5 separate regions of the Homo sapiens genome follow, and regions 1, 2, 3 and 5 are each linked to region 4. A link is a contact called in ENCODE Hi-C or POLR2A ChIA-PET data. All regions are on one chromosome and are shown on one strand. The core of a region is the stretch at or near the end of the contact, and the rest is flanking DNA. Distances in the headings are between cores, read along the strand shown. Region 1 holds the start of LIMA1 (LIM domain and actin binding 1). Region 2 holds the start of TUBA1A (tubulin alpha 1a). Region 3 holds the start of LMBR1L (limb development membrane protein 1 like). Region 4 holds the start of TMBIM6 (transmembrane BAX inhibitor motif containing 6). Region 5 holds the start of KMT2D (lysine methyltransferase 2D).

What was found. A loop is a pair of places that touch in the nucleus more often than their neighbours do. ChIA-PET counts read pairs that join two places held with the same protein, here RNA polymerase II (POLR2A). Pooled maps may share reads with other maps.
Region 1: a pooled map shows a loop between it and region 4 (5-fold over the local background). The contact joins the promoter of LIMA1 here to the promoter of TMBIM6 in region 4. A Hi-C loop is called at or near these places in 4 of 50 pooled maps.
Region 2: a loop to region 4 is called in a map of naive thymus-derived CD4-positive, alpha-beta T cell, with 12 times the contacts of the local background. The contact joins the promoter of TUBA1A here to the promoter of TMBIM6 in region 4. A Hi-C loop is called at or near these places in 2 of 168 maps with a recorded cell type or tissue (both naive thymus-derived CD4-positive, alpha-beta T cell), 1 of 37 single-sample maps with no recorded cell type and 13 of 50 pooled maps. POLR2A ChIA-PET finds 5 or more read pairs at or near these places in 8 of 52 experiments (A549, CD4-positive, alpha-beta T cell, CD4-positive, alpha-beta memory T cell and 5 more).
Region 3: a loop to region 4 is called in a pooled map, with 9 times the contacts of the local background. The contact joins the promoter of LMBR1L here to the promoter of TMBIM6 in region 4. A Hi-C loop is called at or near these places in 11 of 50 pooled maps. POLR2A ChIA-PET finds 5 or more read pairs at or near these places in 4 of 52 experiments (CD4-positive, alpha-beta T cell, OCI-LY7, PC-9 and 1 more).
Region 5: a map of naive thymus-derived CD4-positive, alpha-beta T cell shows a loop between it and region 4 (5-fold over the local background). The contact joins the promoter of KMT2D here to the promoter of TMBIM6 in region 4. A Hi-C loop is called at or near these places in 1 of 168 maps with a recorded cell type or tissue (naive thymus-derived CD4-positive, alpha-beta T cell), 1 of 37 single-sample maps with no recorded cell type and 9 of 50 pooled maps. POLR2A ChIA-PET finds 5 or more read pairs at or near these places in 2 of 52 experiments (MCF 10A and activated CD4-positive, alpha-beta T cell).

Annotation. Positions count from the first base shown.
Region 1 is chr12:50,282,237-50,284,936 of GRCh38, forward strand. It overlaps LIMA1 (LIM domain and actin binding 1), which reads right to left and starts at 1,284. Exons shown (of 11, transcript NM_016357.5): 1 at 1,184-1,284. LOC107984505 (a long non-coding RNA gene) reads left to right here and starts at 1,385. Exons shown (of 2, transcript XR_001749144.2): 1 at 1,385-1,646. RefSeq lists a silencer at 1,195-1,504.
Region 2 is chr12:49,187,690-49,190,389 of GRCh38, forward strand. TUBA1A (tubulin alpha 1a) reads right to left here and starts at 1,391. Exons shown (of 4, transcript NM_006009.4): 1 at 1,288-1,391. The coding sequence starts at 1,290. RefSeq lists enhancers at 1,070-1,661, 1,160-1,279.
Region 3 is chr12:49,109,433-49,112,132 of GRCh38, forward strand. LMBR1L (limb development membrane protein 1 like) reads right to left here and starts at 1,415. Exons shown (of 17, transcript NM_018113.4): 1 at 1,052-1,415. The coding sequence starts at 1,123. RefSeq lists an enhancer at 584-1,123 and a silencer at 1,981-2,161.
Region 4 is chr12:49,740,241-49,742,940 of GRCh38, forward strand. It overlaps TMBIM6 (transmembrane BAX inhibitor motif containing 6), which reads left to right and starts at 1,317. Exons shown (of 10, transcript NM_003217.3): 1 at 1,317-1,371. RefSeq lists enhancers at 884-1,013, 942-1,633, 1,254-1,573.
Region 5 is chr12:49,059,423-49,062,122 of GRCh38, forward strand. KMT2D (lysine methyltransferase 2D) reads right to left here and starts at 1,372. Exons shown (of 55, transcript NM_003482.4): 1 at 191-1,372. RefSeq lists silencers at 64-358, 520-1,139 and an enhancer at 1,190-1,439.

The DNA.
Region 1 (2,700 bases), core at 34-2,533, 540 kb after region 4:
TCTACATCATACCTCAGAAGAAAGGATTGGTGTTATTTCATGGCTCCTGAAATATTTAGCATTTGTGAATAGTATTGGTAACCAAGCAGATAAAAGGTACTGTGTTAAACCATTTAAATCAAGAGCAAAAGAAAGAATACTTAATGCAAAAGAAAACCTCTCCCCAAAATGGGCATTGCCTTAAAAACTGATAACTCCCTAATTACCTTTGACTAACCTGAAAAGTCAAGTCAATTGAACCATCTGGATTAGGCAGATCTGGATTAGGCAGACTTATCTTTTATTTTTATTTATTTATTTATTTTTTTGTAGAGACAAGGGTCTCGCTAAGTTGCCTTGGCTGGTCTCAAACACCTGGGCTCAAGCGATCCTCCCGCCTCAGTTTCCCAAAGTGTTGGGATTATAGGCGTGAGCCACTGCGCCCGTCCAAGGCAGACTTTTGAAAGCTGGAATTAGGTGCAAGACAATAGTAGTTCAAATATCTCTCACCAGGATCAGCTAAACCGTTCTTGCAAGCATCAGTAAGGAGGCTAGGAAGGGTGCCAGATGGTTCGTTCCTAGCAGCTACAACTTCAAGCTTTAGTATGTGTAGCCAGGGGTGTACAATTACCTTACATTAACACCAACATATGTCGGGGGCAAGTGCCAGCGATATATACACGATAGCGATTCGGGGATGACACATCGGCTGCAAGGACTGCTATATTCTCAACATTCCTCAAAAGGGTGTAAGTGTCTTAAACAGAGTTCAGCTGGCGTAATGGAAGGGAGAAAAAATCGAAAAGAGAGGGAATGGCTGAAAATGAAGGAAAAAGAACAGTTGAATATTACAGTATTTCCCTGGAAGGAGGGTATTTGGAGTTTTAATGAATTGTCACCTTCCTCCACCACACCAGAAAGTATACAGTTAGAATGCAGTGTTCTCGGTGGGAGAGGACGGGGTATTTGCAGCTCCCGCCCTTGGGCAGCAAAGGCTCAGCCCGACATAAGCACTCCCCACCCAGCGCAGGCCCCAGAAGTGAGGAAAGAACGGAGGATCAGCGTCCCTCGACCCCTTATCTCGAGGGGGAGGGACTCACACTCCTTGCACTCCCCCCGCCCCAAAAGTCGAAGGAGAAAGAGGGTGTGGAGAGAAGCCGGGGTCTTCCCGCACTCTCCGGTTGTGGAGAGAGAAGGCCCTTACCTGGCTAAAAGCCGCCTTTCCTCTGCGCTGCTACCAGCCCTGTCACAGGTCCCGGCGCTCTACCTAGCGCACCTGTCGCGACCAAGCTGCTAACACCTACTGCTCCTGCGGCCCCGCCCCGGACCCCGCCCACCGCCGCGGGGGCGCGCACGCCAGACAGCCTCCCGTGCGGCCTCGGGCTGAGCGTGCGCGCCACCGGCTACGTGCCCAGCGCTCGCGTCTGCTCCAGTCGCTCTGGCGGTGCGGGGCGCTGGCGACGGGACAGGGTTTTTGCTGCCCGGGGCCTAGTCTACCTCGGCACGCTTTTCTCTGAAGGAGACACGCACTTGCACGACGTGGGCCTCTGTGCAGCTCTACTTTGTCCTTAACTCCTCTGACTCAACGTTATCGCAGTTTGACTCTGGAGCCACTCAGGTTTTTCCTAAGCTCAACTCTAGCCAGCTAGGTTCCTGGTGCTTTGGGGGTAAGTTGTGTGCAGGGAGGGTGTTTTACAGGAGGCTGTGTGGTGTAGTGGAAAAAGCTGAATTAAGTACATTAATCCTGAAAACGGTTTGACAAGGGCAGATGACGTCCAAGTTCTCCAACAGCTGTTTTTACTCCTCCATTCAGAATAGGAGCTGTGCTAATGGTTTGGAGACCGTCAATTGGCCTAGCACTTGGCCATCCTGCCCCCAAATTCTTGTCCCAGTTCCGTGCCAGCTGCATGATGCCTTTTGATAGTATCCTTCTTTCCTGTACCTCAAGCATAGTAGGGTTTCAGACCACAAGTTTTCTGAAGCTTTTCGGAATTCATGCAGCTTGATGCGTTATTAGTAGGGGCTGCTCGTGGGAAAACGCTTGTAATTACACTTCCTCAAGAAGTTAATGAAAATGTGTGAGAAGAGAGATTTCCAACAGGTGATGAATATGCCAGCCAGTTATTCCCTTCTTCCTTCAAATATCCAGCCTAGACTGATTTCTGGATAGGTATTGTAGAAATAAAAATTTCAGACAAAACAAACTTAGATTTTGAATCGGACAACAGTCAGAACCAAAAGAGGCTCAGACACCCCTGCTCTAGCTGCCCAGGCATCAAACTTTATAGGCTGAACACGAAAGTAAAGAAATTTGATTGGCTACAGCTAAGCGTTTGCCTTATTTGGGTATGGTCACATGGGAGGTCCCTAATTATATAACCACTTGGCTGGTTGTCTGTTTGTGATTGGTTGAAACTCCATTCAAAATCAGGTACAAGGGGCCGGGCGCGGTGGCTCACACCTGTAATCCCAGCACTTTGGGAGGCTGAGGCAGGCGGATCCCCTGAGGTTAGGAGTTCGAGACCAGCCTAGCCAACATGGCGAAGCACCGTCTCCACTAAAAATACAAAAATTAGCCGGACGTGGTGGTAAGTGCCTGTAATCCCAGCTACTCGGGAGGCTGAGGCACGAGAATGACTTGAACCCGGGAAGTGGAGATTGCAGTGAGCAGAGATCTCGCCACTGCACTCCAGCCTGGATGAGAGAACGAGACTCCATCTC
Region 2 (2,700 bases), core at 141-2,640, 550 kb before region 4:
CTAAGTTAGAAACAAGCATCACATGAAAAGGTACCAAAGAATAAAAGCCCAGTGGAAGGATAATGAAATATTTATTTAAAACAACAAAATAGTATTTTCATCCTGAGATTCTCTACCCATCACATAATATTCATATTCTTTGCATCCAATAGAGGTTTTCTTCTCTGTGGTCTTTAGGGCTACCACTTTCATTGTCTATTCGCTGATGTGGTGGGGGCGGGGCGGGGGGGCGGCGGGGAAGGGCGTTTCCCTGGGTCCTGACCATCAGGGTACCCTGGGGCTCACAAAGTGGGCTTTCTCCCTCGCTGAACGTGCAGTCCAGACAGACAGACAGACACACACACACACACACACACACTTCAGTCGGTCAGGGCAGGGCGTCCCACAGACACACACACACACACACACACACACACACACACACTTCAGTCGGTCAGGGCAGGGCGTCCCCAGACCAGACATTAAAGAGCTTGTGAAGTGAATTATGATTTTGCTCAAGAAAAAAAAAAGTCATCTAACTTATAATAGTGAAGAAAACCCTTTTGGAGCCTACAGTTCCGCAATGATGAAAGGTTTTTTTGTTTTTTTTTCAGTCAGCTCCTGACAGAAGAGGTTCAGTGAGGGCGAACCCCGCCCAGTGGCTCCAACGCCATAGAAGCCAGAAACAAACAACCCCGCCCCTGCGCCGCCCTGACACCCGCTGCCGGGGGCTCCGGCAGAAACTCACCATGTTTTCCCGGGAATGTGTGGGTATCTTTCCAAAACGCCAAAGACCGCGGAGGGTCTTCCCACGCTAACCCTAGGCTGCGCTTTGTTCCCGTTCCCCCTCCCACGTCCCCCAGCTCGCCCAACGCCCCCGCTCTTTTTGGGTGCCTCCTCCTCTCCCGGTCCCCAGAGAACAACGCGAGACAGAAAGTGGCCCCTCAGCATCAGCGAAACCGTGCGCACAGACACGGGGCCCAGCCGGGACGCCCCAGACCCCTCGGTCGCGGCAGACGGGCTGCCCGCGGCCCCCGAAAGTCTCTCGGATAACACAGGCGCCTAGGCGCCGCCTTTGTTCCTCCCCAGCGCTCTGCTGCGCCCTGGGCGCAGTACTGGCCCGGTTCCTGCACCCGCACTGCGGCGGCGGCGGGGCTTGAGGATTTGGGGCTAAGCTAAACCTCACAAAACATACCACCACCCTCGCCCAGAGAGCTTACGAAAGAAAAGAGCTTAAAGGTTTTCCAAGTAGAGCCTGGGGGCGCTGACTCCACCCAACGGCCACAAAGAGCCGAAGCCGATTCTCACCATGGTTGCTGCTTCGCGACTGCCGAGCTGATGGCGGAGACGAAGAGGAGAGGTTGTTGCTTCTTACAGCGCGACTCTTAGGCGGTCGATGTAAGAGAACCTGCGGCACATAGGCGGATGCGGCTCCCTATATACAACTCGGTCACCATGGGGATGGGCCGGGGCCTTTTCCTGTTGGTCCAGACCCCCAATCTGCCCAGAGAAGCCATGACAGGAGACTGGTGATTGGTGCAAGCGACGTGGGATGAGGTAATCTCTCCCCCACCCCTTTTTCTCTAGCATCCGTAGACTGTTTGCATCCTTTAGACAAAGAGACCGTGCAGAAGCAGTCGGCCGAGCATCCATTATGGGGCGGGGTTGGGGAGGGGCGGAAGGAGAAGAAAGGGGACTGGGGTTAGAAGACTTTCTGTTGCTTAAACCTCAAACTGCAGTTAAAATTATCTATGTGAGGTTTTTTCCCCCTACCCTTAATAACAATTTATGTTTAGATTAAATATTTAAAGGAAAATGACTGCCAGCCCCTCCCTCGTAGTATATTAAACTCGACTACATTTTGTTAGGGTTCAACATCTCTAATTGCTTTAAACGTAAAGTGGGAGGGAAAATCGGCATGATGCTCGAAATGGCCTGGGTATATGTGATTTTTTTAATTTAAAAAAAGATTTAGCCATACGGTCATTCCAAATGGTTTCTCAGGTTCAACTAACTTATTTTCAGAGCTTCTTCTGCAGGCACACGCACACCCGAATAGCTAAACAAAACTGGAAGATGGAAAGAATAACCATATTAAATAAAGAAGCGAACAAATAGTTCTAACATGGCAATAATCAAGAGCAAGTGAACGTAGAGTAGTTATAATGGTTTACTAGAGGTATTCTTTTATGAGAAGTCTATGTAACACATTTTGTATGGTACATTGTCCTTTGGAATGAATCATCTTTCCTGATAGAAAATTGGGAAAATACAAGGAGAAATAATTGAGCTCAGAAGTTAGTACTACATGTGTGCAGTTACATATCTGAATTGGACTTTTGTCTGGAAAGTAACAAGCAAAATAATAGTAATAACCAATACACCAAATTAAAAAGAAGAAGAGAATAATATAATGTAAAAAGAATTTTGCAATGTCGCCTCCATCCACAGACAACTGTGAAACATCAGCTCAATAAACGCATTTCCTTTTTATGTAGTTCTTATGTCAATTTGGTAAATATCCTCCTGCGAGTGGGCTTCTAACTGTGGGAATTTTAGCCGGCCTCACACCCTTGCTGTTCAGCTAGAGACTCTGGTGGTTGCTCAGTTGTCCCTTGGGACAAAAAGGCTTTGCTTTCACCCCTAGGAAATAAATTGGAGTAAAATTATCTTGATATTTAGGAAGCCTCCATTCTCAGCAACGATCCGGAGTAAGTCACT
Region 3 (2,700 bases), core at 165-2,664, 630 kb before region 4:
ATAAGAGCAGACCTAATTATGTCCTGGCTCAATTTACCCCTCCTCCAATCAGGCTGCCCAGGGCTGGCTAGAGCCCAGCCTGAGAAAAATGAAGGGAATGACCCCAACAATGGATTCCCACACTTACTAACATTTCTTTCTGTTTTTCCAAACCATTCCCTTTCCATTTACTATCTGGAGATGAGGGTTGCCCTGGTGAGCTCTGGGGAAGGACACAGGAGAAAGGAGAGAGGTGAAAATTCAAAGCAAGGCTGAGAAAGATATGACACCCTAAGCTCCACTGGGTACCCCTACCCCAGAATTGAGTAGTCCACTTCTGTGCGCAAGGTTCAGTTGTCGCTCTAAGTGGCAGGGAGGGCGTAAGGAACAGCAGCCAGGTACCCTCTGAAGCCCTGGGAGGACCACTCACTGGGGAAACCCCGGAATGGCTGAGAGGCTGGGAACCCAGCCTTGCAGGGTTTCAAACAAACACCAATGAGAAAGAAAAAAGACGGGGGAATACTTGGTTGTTCCTCATCTCTACATATTAGGATCCACCCCAGCAAGACTCCTTTCTTCCAAAGCAGATGACCCACCAAGTCCCCAGGTTCCTCCCGTCTGCCATCCCTACACCTCCCCTCTTTTCTGGAATCAAGCTCAGTGTGACGACGTCTCCCCTTCATCCAACGTCAGCTGAGTTTGCCCTCAACCCAGTTTGAGAAGCAAACCCATCCTTCCCCGATTATCAGACTAAGGCAGACTCCGCAGGCTCTCAGACCCCGGAGACCCCCAACAGGAAGACGCGCTGGGTGAGGGGTGGGAGGGAGGGGCAGGGGAGGGGCGTGTGGGGGAGGAACGGAAACGACGGCCTTTGTTTATCGCTCAGGGACCCAGCTGATCCCATCTAGGGGATCGCTAGCCGGGCACCCGCCCTTCTGCCCGGACGGAGGCCTCCGTCGCCCGCCGCTGGCCCAGGCATGGTTTGACGGCACTCTGAGACCAGGTGGGCTCGGACCCCAACCTCCCCGTCTCCCGCAACCCCCGCTTCTCCTCGCCGGGGCCCCGCACTCACAATACACTCGCGGATCCTCTCGTGGAATAGCTGTTCTCGCACGGATAGCACTTCGTAGTCAGGTGCTTCCATACTCTGCTCAGCATGACTGAAGCCGAGGTGCCTCTGGGCCCGGGGAGGACGAGCGGGGAGGAAGCCGCCGCCGCCAAGCACCCAGACCCAGCCTAGGGGCCTTTCCTCGCAGCCTGCGACAGAAACTCGGGGCAGTCTGGGGCTCAGATACAGTCGTCCGGACGCCCCGCCCTTAAAGGGGCAGGCACCACCCGCCTCGTTTTAAAGGGCTCTGTCCTCCCTTTGCTCCCCACTCTTTAAGGTCGGGTCGCGCTCACGTTTCAATGCAAACACCCGCCACTAGGCTCGCTACGAGGAAGCGCCGCTGAGGGTCCATCTTTTTAAGAGATCTAGTGACGACACAAGGGATGGGCGGGTTCCTTCCAGGGGGAGGAACTCATTGGCTCCTGGAGAGCTGTCGTTCATCGCTGGAGGAGCGCTGATAGGCTCGCCCTGTGGAGGAAGGCGGGATCTTTTGGGCCTACCGCTGCCCATACTAATAGAGCAACTGTCTCTCTTATCTGGGAAAAGTGAAGGTTCCTGGATTTTAGTAGCAGCCAACATTTTAGTATGACCTTGGTTAAATGAACCGTTTGAAGCAGGCCAGCCAGGCAGGATGTGAGGGCACCCTAGGGGTTCTGAAATGTACCGCTGCCCAGTAACCGATGTTCTGTAGTAGCATTTTCTGTGTGTTTGTGTTGGGGTGCCCCTCCCCACATCCCCACCCCGCTTTCCCGCTGCCAGGAGTTTTCATTCAATCATTTTTGTGGAAGACCTAGTGTGTGCTAGAACAAATACTGAAAAATACTGGAGAGAGGACTACAGAAATACCTTGCAACTTTGTGAAGAAATGCCCACAAGGATCACTGAAGAGTGGGGCTGAGTCAAACATTAGCTAACCACTTACTATGTGCCATTCACTTTATAGTCGTTATCTCAGCCATGTTACCCAGGCTGATCTCGGACTCCTAGTCTCAAAGTGATGGGCCTCCCAAAGTACTGGGATTACAAGGCGTGACCCACCCAGCCTATTATCTCATTTTTAACGTCACAACAACACTTCAGAGGAAGATGTTGTGATTCAGCTTTTATTTCTTTATTTATTTTTGAGACGGAGTTTCGCTCTTATTGCCCAGGCTGCAGTGCAATGGTGTGATTTCGGCTCACTGCAACCTCCGCCTCCCGGGTTCAAGCGATTCTCCTTCCTCAGCCTCCCAAGTAACTGGGATTACAGGCATGCGCCACCGCGCCCAGCTAATTTTGTATTTTTAGTAAAGACGTGGTTTCTCCATGTTGGTCAGGCTCATCTTGAACTCCCAACCTTAGTTGATCCGCCCGCCTCGGCTTCCCAAAGTGCTGGGATTACAGGCGTGAGCCACCACGTCCGGCCAAGATTTTGTGTGTGTGTGTGTGTGTGTGTGTGTGTGTGTGTGTGTGTGTGTGTGTGTGTGTGTGTGTCTTGGAAGTAGACAGGATTTAGACGAAGGGAGATTTTCTTTTAAGTTATTTATTTTTGAGACAGTCTCACTCTGTCGCCCAGGCTGGTGTGCAGTGGTGCGATCACGACTCACTGTAGCCTCCAACTCCAAGGCTCAAGT
Region 4 (2,700 bases), core at 67-2,566:
ACACCCTGGGCCTCGTAGTTAAAGATCGACCCCTGACCTAATCGGTTATGTTATCTATAGATTACAGACATTGTATAGAAAAGCACTGTGAAAATCCCTGTCCTGTTCTGATCTAATTACCGGTGCATGCTTGCTCAATCGATCACTACCCTCTCAAGCGGATCCCTTTAGAGTTGTGAGGCCTTAAAAGGGACAGGAATTGCTCACTCAGGGAGCTCAGCTCTTGAGACAGGAGTCTTGGCCGATGCTCCTGGCGGAATAAACCGCTTCCTGCTTTAACTCGGTGTCTGAGGGGTTTTGTCTGCGGCTTGTCCTGCTACACTACAGCAAAAATTAGGTTGTATTATAGAAAATTAACTTTTTTGGTTTTTTTGAGACGGGGTCTCGCTCTGTCTCCCAGGCTGGAGTGCAGTGGCACCATCTCGGCTCACTGCAACCTTCACCTCCAGGGTCAAGCAATTCTCCTGCCTCAGCCTCCCGAGTAGTTGGGATTACAGGCACACGCCACCACGCCCAGCTAATTTTTTAAATTTTTAATAGAGATGGGGTTTTACCATGTTAGCCAGGCTGGTCTCAAACTCCTGGCCTCAAGTGATCTGCCCACCTCAGCCTCCCAAAGTGCTGGGATTACAGACGTAAGCCACCACGCCCAGCCGAAAATTAACTTCTATTAATTGCATACCTGGGTTTGCCTACTGAGAATCATACCCTGGATATTTGTATTCTTTACTGAAAAGAACTGTTCTATCTTTCCAGAAAGTGGTTTCCTAAATTCTGGTTTTCCTCCTGGAATCCTGCTATTTCCTTCTCGCATACTCTAGAGAAATCGAAGTGTTTTCAAAGGTGCTCTGAAGCTTACGCTCCACTAGTTTCACAGTAAATCGCCCCTTGCGAGGGCGCTTTTTTTTTTTTTTTAATGTGTTCTCTGAATCGCTTTCCCCCTTTAACACTGCATGACAAGACTAAAGCCAGAATCCCAAGACTGCAGCGCTACCCCTTCACAAGCCGTCGGGCTGTCCCGGGCGGGGCCGGCCCATTTTCACTTTCTCCACTAGAGGCAGCAGCGCACCGTGACCCTGGCTTACTACGGTAAGAAAGCGGAGACCTTTTGCTTCGAGGCGGTTGGTGGCCAGTAGTCTTGATCGACAAGCTCAGGCCTCTGAACTAAGCAGCCGCTGTTTATGCACGTACAGCCAATGGAAAGGCAGGAGTGCGGCCAACGGCCAATGAGGACTGGTCTTAAGCGGACCACAGGGCGGGGTTTCCCTCGAGAGGCGAACGCCGGGTAAAAGATCGGGAGCGGAAGTGGGCGAGTCAGAGCACATCCGGTGTTAGAAGCGCTGGTAGGCCTTGGAGAGGCGGGTTAGGAAGGTACGTCTGAACCTAGTACTGGGCGAACTGGGAGTGAGAAATGGAAAGGGAGTTAGCAGTTACTGTCTGAGCAAGAGTGGCAGTAGCTTCCTTCTGCGGACAGATGGCACCCTGAAGGAACGAGGCCCTGCTCGGAGACCAGACTCGGGAAAACAGGGTGTGGAGGGAAGCTAGGGAACTAGTGCTGCGCGTGCGCAACAGTGCTGAAGCGGGGGTGGGGCGGAGGCGAGTCTGCGGGGGTTTTGGGGGGTGTCGAGGCCTCTATTCTGCCCCAGAGCGCTGGCGAAGGCCCCTTCTCAGCCCGCCTTTTCCTTTCTCCCGCTCCTTCTCCTCTACTAAGTGTAGACGCAGGGCCCCTTGGCCTAGCTTCGATCGTTCGAATTCAGAGCACGTCCTTCCGAGGTGAAGGAACGCGAAACTCCACCCATCCGATTGCTGTTCGGCTGCGGGCGGGTCCTTTGGTCGGGCTGACCCTGGGTGAGCGGCCCGGAGCCAAGACTCGAGGTAGGGCCTGGCGGGCGGGTGATGTCACACTCCTCTGTGACACGCGAGGCTCCTCAGTTACTTAGCCAACGGCAGAGGCGGGAAGTGAGAGGAGTCTGGGGCTGGGGCTGCCTTCCAGGCCCACGGGGCGGCCCCGCTCTTTTCGGATTGGTTACCTTTGGGCAGGTGAGGTGGCTTTGCTTTGCTTGGTCTTGAGGTTTTGTGGGCGTCTTTCTAAGTCTGCTCAGCAAGGGCGTCGTTGGGCAGTTTTTATCTTGGGCCTACTTGCTGGACCTGTGGTAACAAGTAGGCTTTGGTATCTTTGTATATTTACTGAGTGTAGAATTACTACCCGGTGCCAGCCCGGGCTGCTTGGGGTCATCAGCCTTTCATTGACCACCCCCACAACAAAAATCACTATGAACTTGAGACTGTGTTCTAGCAACTTGTGAATGTGTAACCCAGTAGAAGGGCTGACTGTGCTTGAAACAGACAAGGATTTTAAGGTCAAAGGTAAATAAATGGCAAATGGACTTTTCTAGTTACTTATTGATATTTATTTACAGTTTATCTTTTGTATGTGTGGTTTAAGAATTGAATTCTGGAAAGATACCGGAATTGCATAAACACATTTCTTATGACCTGCGTATACACACTTTTTTCTGTAATTATTGTATTTACACTCTTTGGTGTTTTCTTATTCTTTGTGTCTAATATTTTTGTTCTGGCCTAAAGAATATGTTGACATTTAGATTCTCTGCCGCCACTTTCCTCCAGTAGGGACAGAATAGTTGAACCCTTGAGAAATACAATCTGTACTTTTGATCCATAGTTTGCTTCTTCCGT
Region 5 (2,700 bases), core at 122-2,621, 680 kb before region 4:
CCAAGACACCAGGCCTCAGTTCTGCCCTGGTGACTGGCTCAGGTTCCCTTGACAGACCCTGCCAAAGGAACGCTCCCCAGCTCTGGCACCCCCTTCTCCAACCTAAAGGCCAGCTCCGGCTAAGATAGTCCATCTGGCTGTGCCCCCAGTCCAACCCTTTCTGGGCCCTGGCCGGGCGGACTTCACTCACCTCTTCACAGGGCGATCCAGAAATCCTCATCCGAGAACATGGCCAGAGCCCGGGCCGCTCCCCGACCTCCAACCGCCAGAGCGATCACAGCCGCCCCCCGCACGGGGGGGCTTAGGGGGGCCAAGAACGGTAAATCCAGGTCGGAGTGGCCACCCTCCCCCCACAAAAAAACAGCAAGAAGCCAAAGAGGGGTTCTCTGCCTCAGGTTCCAGCAGTTTAGGTTTCCATGGACAGCCCCAGGGCGGCGAATCCCGAGCGGACACAAAGAGAGCACCGGTGGCTTTGATCTTGGGCGAGCAGGCTCCGCATCCGCGTCGCCGGGCGGCCTCTCAGTCCTAGGGCCCGGCCAGCGCCCCGGCCGCCCGCGCCGGGCTCGGGCGGAACGTCGAGGCTCTCCAGATGGAACGTCGAGGCGCCTCCCCAGCAGCCCGGAAGGAATGCCGCGCCGCCCCGCGCCTGGCCCGGATGGAACGTGAGACCCTCGCAGGAGCGCCGAGCCCCTCTCCCCGCCCCGGCCGGCGCCCGGGGCCGCGCGAGCTACGGCGACGCGGGGCCGGCGGGGCCGCGGGGCTGAACCTGACACACACCCAGCGCCGGGCTTCTCGACCCCGAGCGCTCACCCTCGGCGGCTTCGAGCCCCCCACCTTCTGCTCCCCCCGGGGAAGGGAGGAGGCTAGGTAGGCGAGGAAAAGGAAGGGGCGGGCGGTGCGAGCCCTCTGCCCGCTCCCCTCCGGCCGCTCCAGGCCCTGCGCTCGCCTCCCTTCCCCTCTGGCCTCGGGAGCTGCCCCGCCCCCGGCCTGGCCGGCTCTGGTCGGTGGCACCCCCTCGACCCCCGGCTGACTGTGATCGCAGGCGGCCTAGAGGTGCATGGCCCAACCCCGGCTCCCGGCACCGGGGGGTCAGGAAACTGAGCGGAAAGTGGGGAACGAGGCAGCCATTTGCAACCGGAGAGGAAAGTAGTGCAGCGCGGCGCCGCTCCGCCTCCCCCCCTCCGCCTCCTGTTCGGCCGGTAGGGTGGTTCCTGCGAAGGGGCTATTTCCTGGCCCAAGAGCTGGGCAGCGGTCGTGAAGATTCGTGAAGCCTTCGGCGCTAGATCCGGGGGGGCCTTTTGCCCGGGGCACCCCACTCGAGAGGGGGAGAAAGGAGAAGAGGCGGCCCTATTTTGTGTTGGAGCGGAGCGGCGGAGGGATCCCGCCCTCTCGGAGGAAAGGCTGTGACTCTGCAGTTCTACGCACACGCTGCGGGATCCTTCCGCTCCGGGTTAACCCCGACCGCGCCGGGCCGGCAGCAGGGCAGACACGTGGGAACGAAGCCCCCCTCCTCTCCGCCGCGGCCCTGGAGCCGCCTCATTTACCGCCCAGGCCGCGAAACTAGGACTCTGGCCGCTGTCTAATTCCATACCCTTGCAGTCGTTGGTCCCTGAAGTTCCAACTGCCCCTTGCTTTGGCCAGGGGCAGTCTTTCCCGGGAGGGGGATGGAAGAAGAGCCAGGAGATTGGCCGCTGCTCAGCATCCTGGGAACTGGAGTCCGCAAATGGAGAAAGTGAGGTACGGCGCCTGGCGCTGCAGAGGGTGGACTCTTGCCACGTTTGGGGACCCGAAGAAAACTGGACGAGTCCCTAGTCGTTCCTCCTGACTCCCAGTCCCCCGTGTGAGGAAGGACTGTCGGTGCCCACACAGTCACTATACACACCTCCCCATCGAAACATAAAGGTAGAGCCTCCCTTTTCAGGGTGCCCCCACTCCCACCTCCAGTCCTTCCAGATATTCAGTACCCGTGTCCCTTTTTTAGTAAACTGAGGTAGCCTCGCTGCTACCTGGCCGGAGTACTGTCCTGGACAAGATCGCAAAACATACTCTTTGCAGGCACCACCCCCCCACCATAAGTCTGGATGAGAAAACATTGGAATGCCTCTTCTGCATCAACGCACACATGGGGTGGACAAAAGGAGACAAATTAACTATGTCCAGATACTTTATATATTCTTAGTTATTCCTCGCCTTCATTATGAGTTACATGGAATTATCTCCATATTACAGATGAAGATTAAGGCTACAATAGGTAAAATTGCCCACAGAACTACATCTAGTGAGAAGTTGAGCCATTATTCAAACCAAAGGCCACGTTTTTCCTAGGATTACAAATAATTATACTACGTTTTTTTAAAAGAAGATGTGGAGAAAGAGGCAGGCAGATTCGATCCAATGCCAGCTTTGTGAGGAAAGGGTTTACGATGCTGTCCAAGAGAACTTTTTTTATTTTTTGAGACAGAGTCTCGCACTGTCGTCCGGGTTGGAGTTCAGTGGTGCGATCTCGGCTCACTGCAACCTCCGCCTCCCTGGTTCACGCGATTCTCCTGCCTCAGCCTCCCTAGTAGCCGGGATTACAGGCGCACACCACCAGACCCGGCTACTTTTTTGTATTTTTAGTAGAGACAGGGTTTCACTATGTTGGCCAGCCTGGTCTCGAACTCCTGACCTCGTGATCCGCTCGCCCTGGTCTCCCAAAGT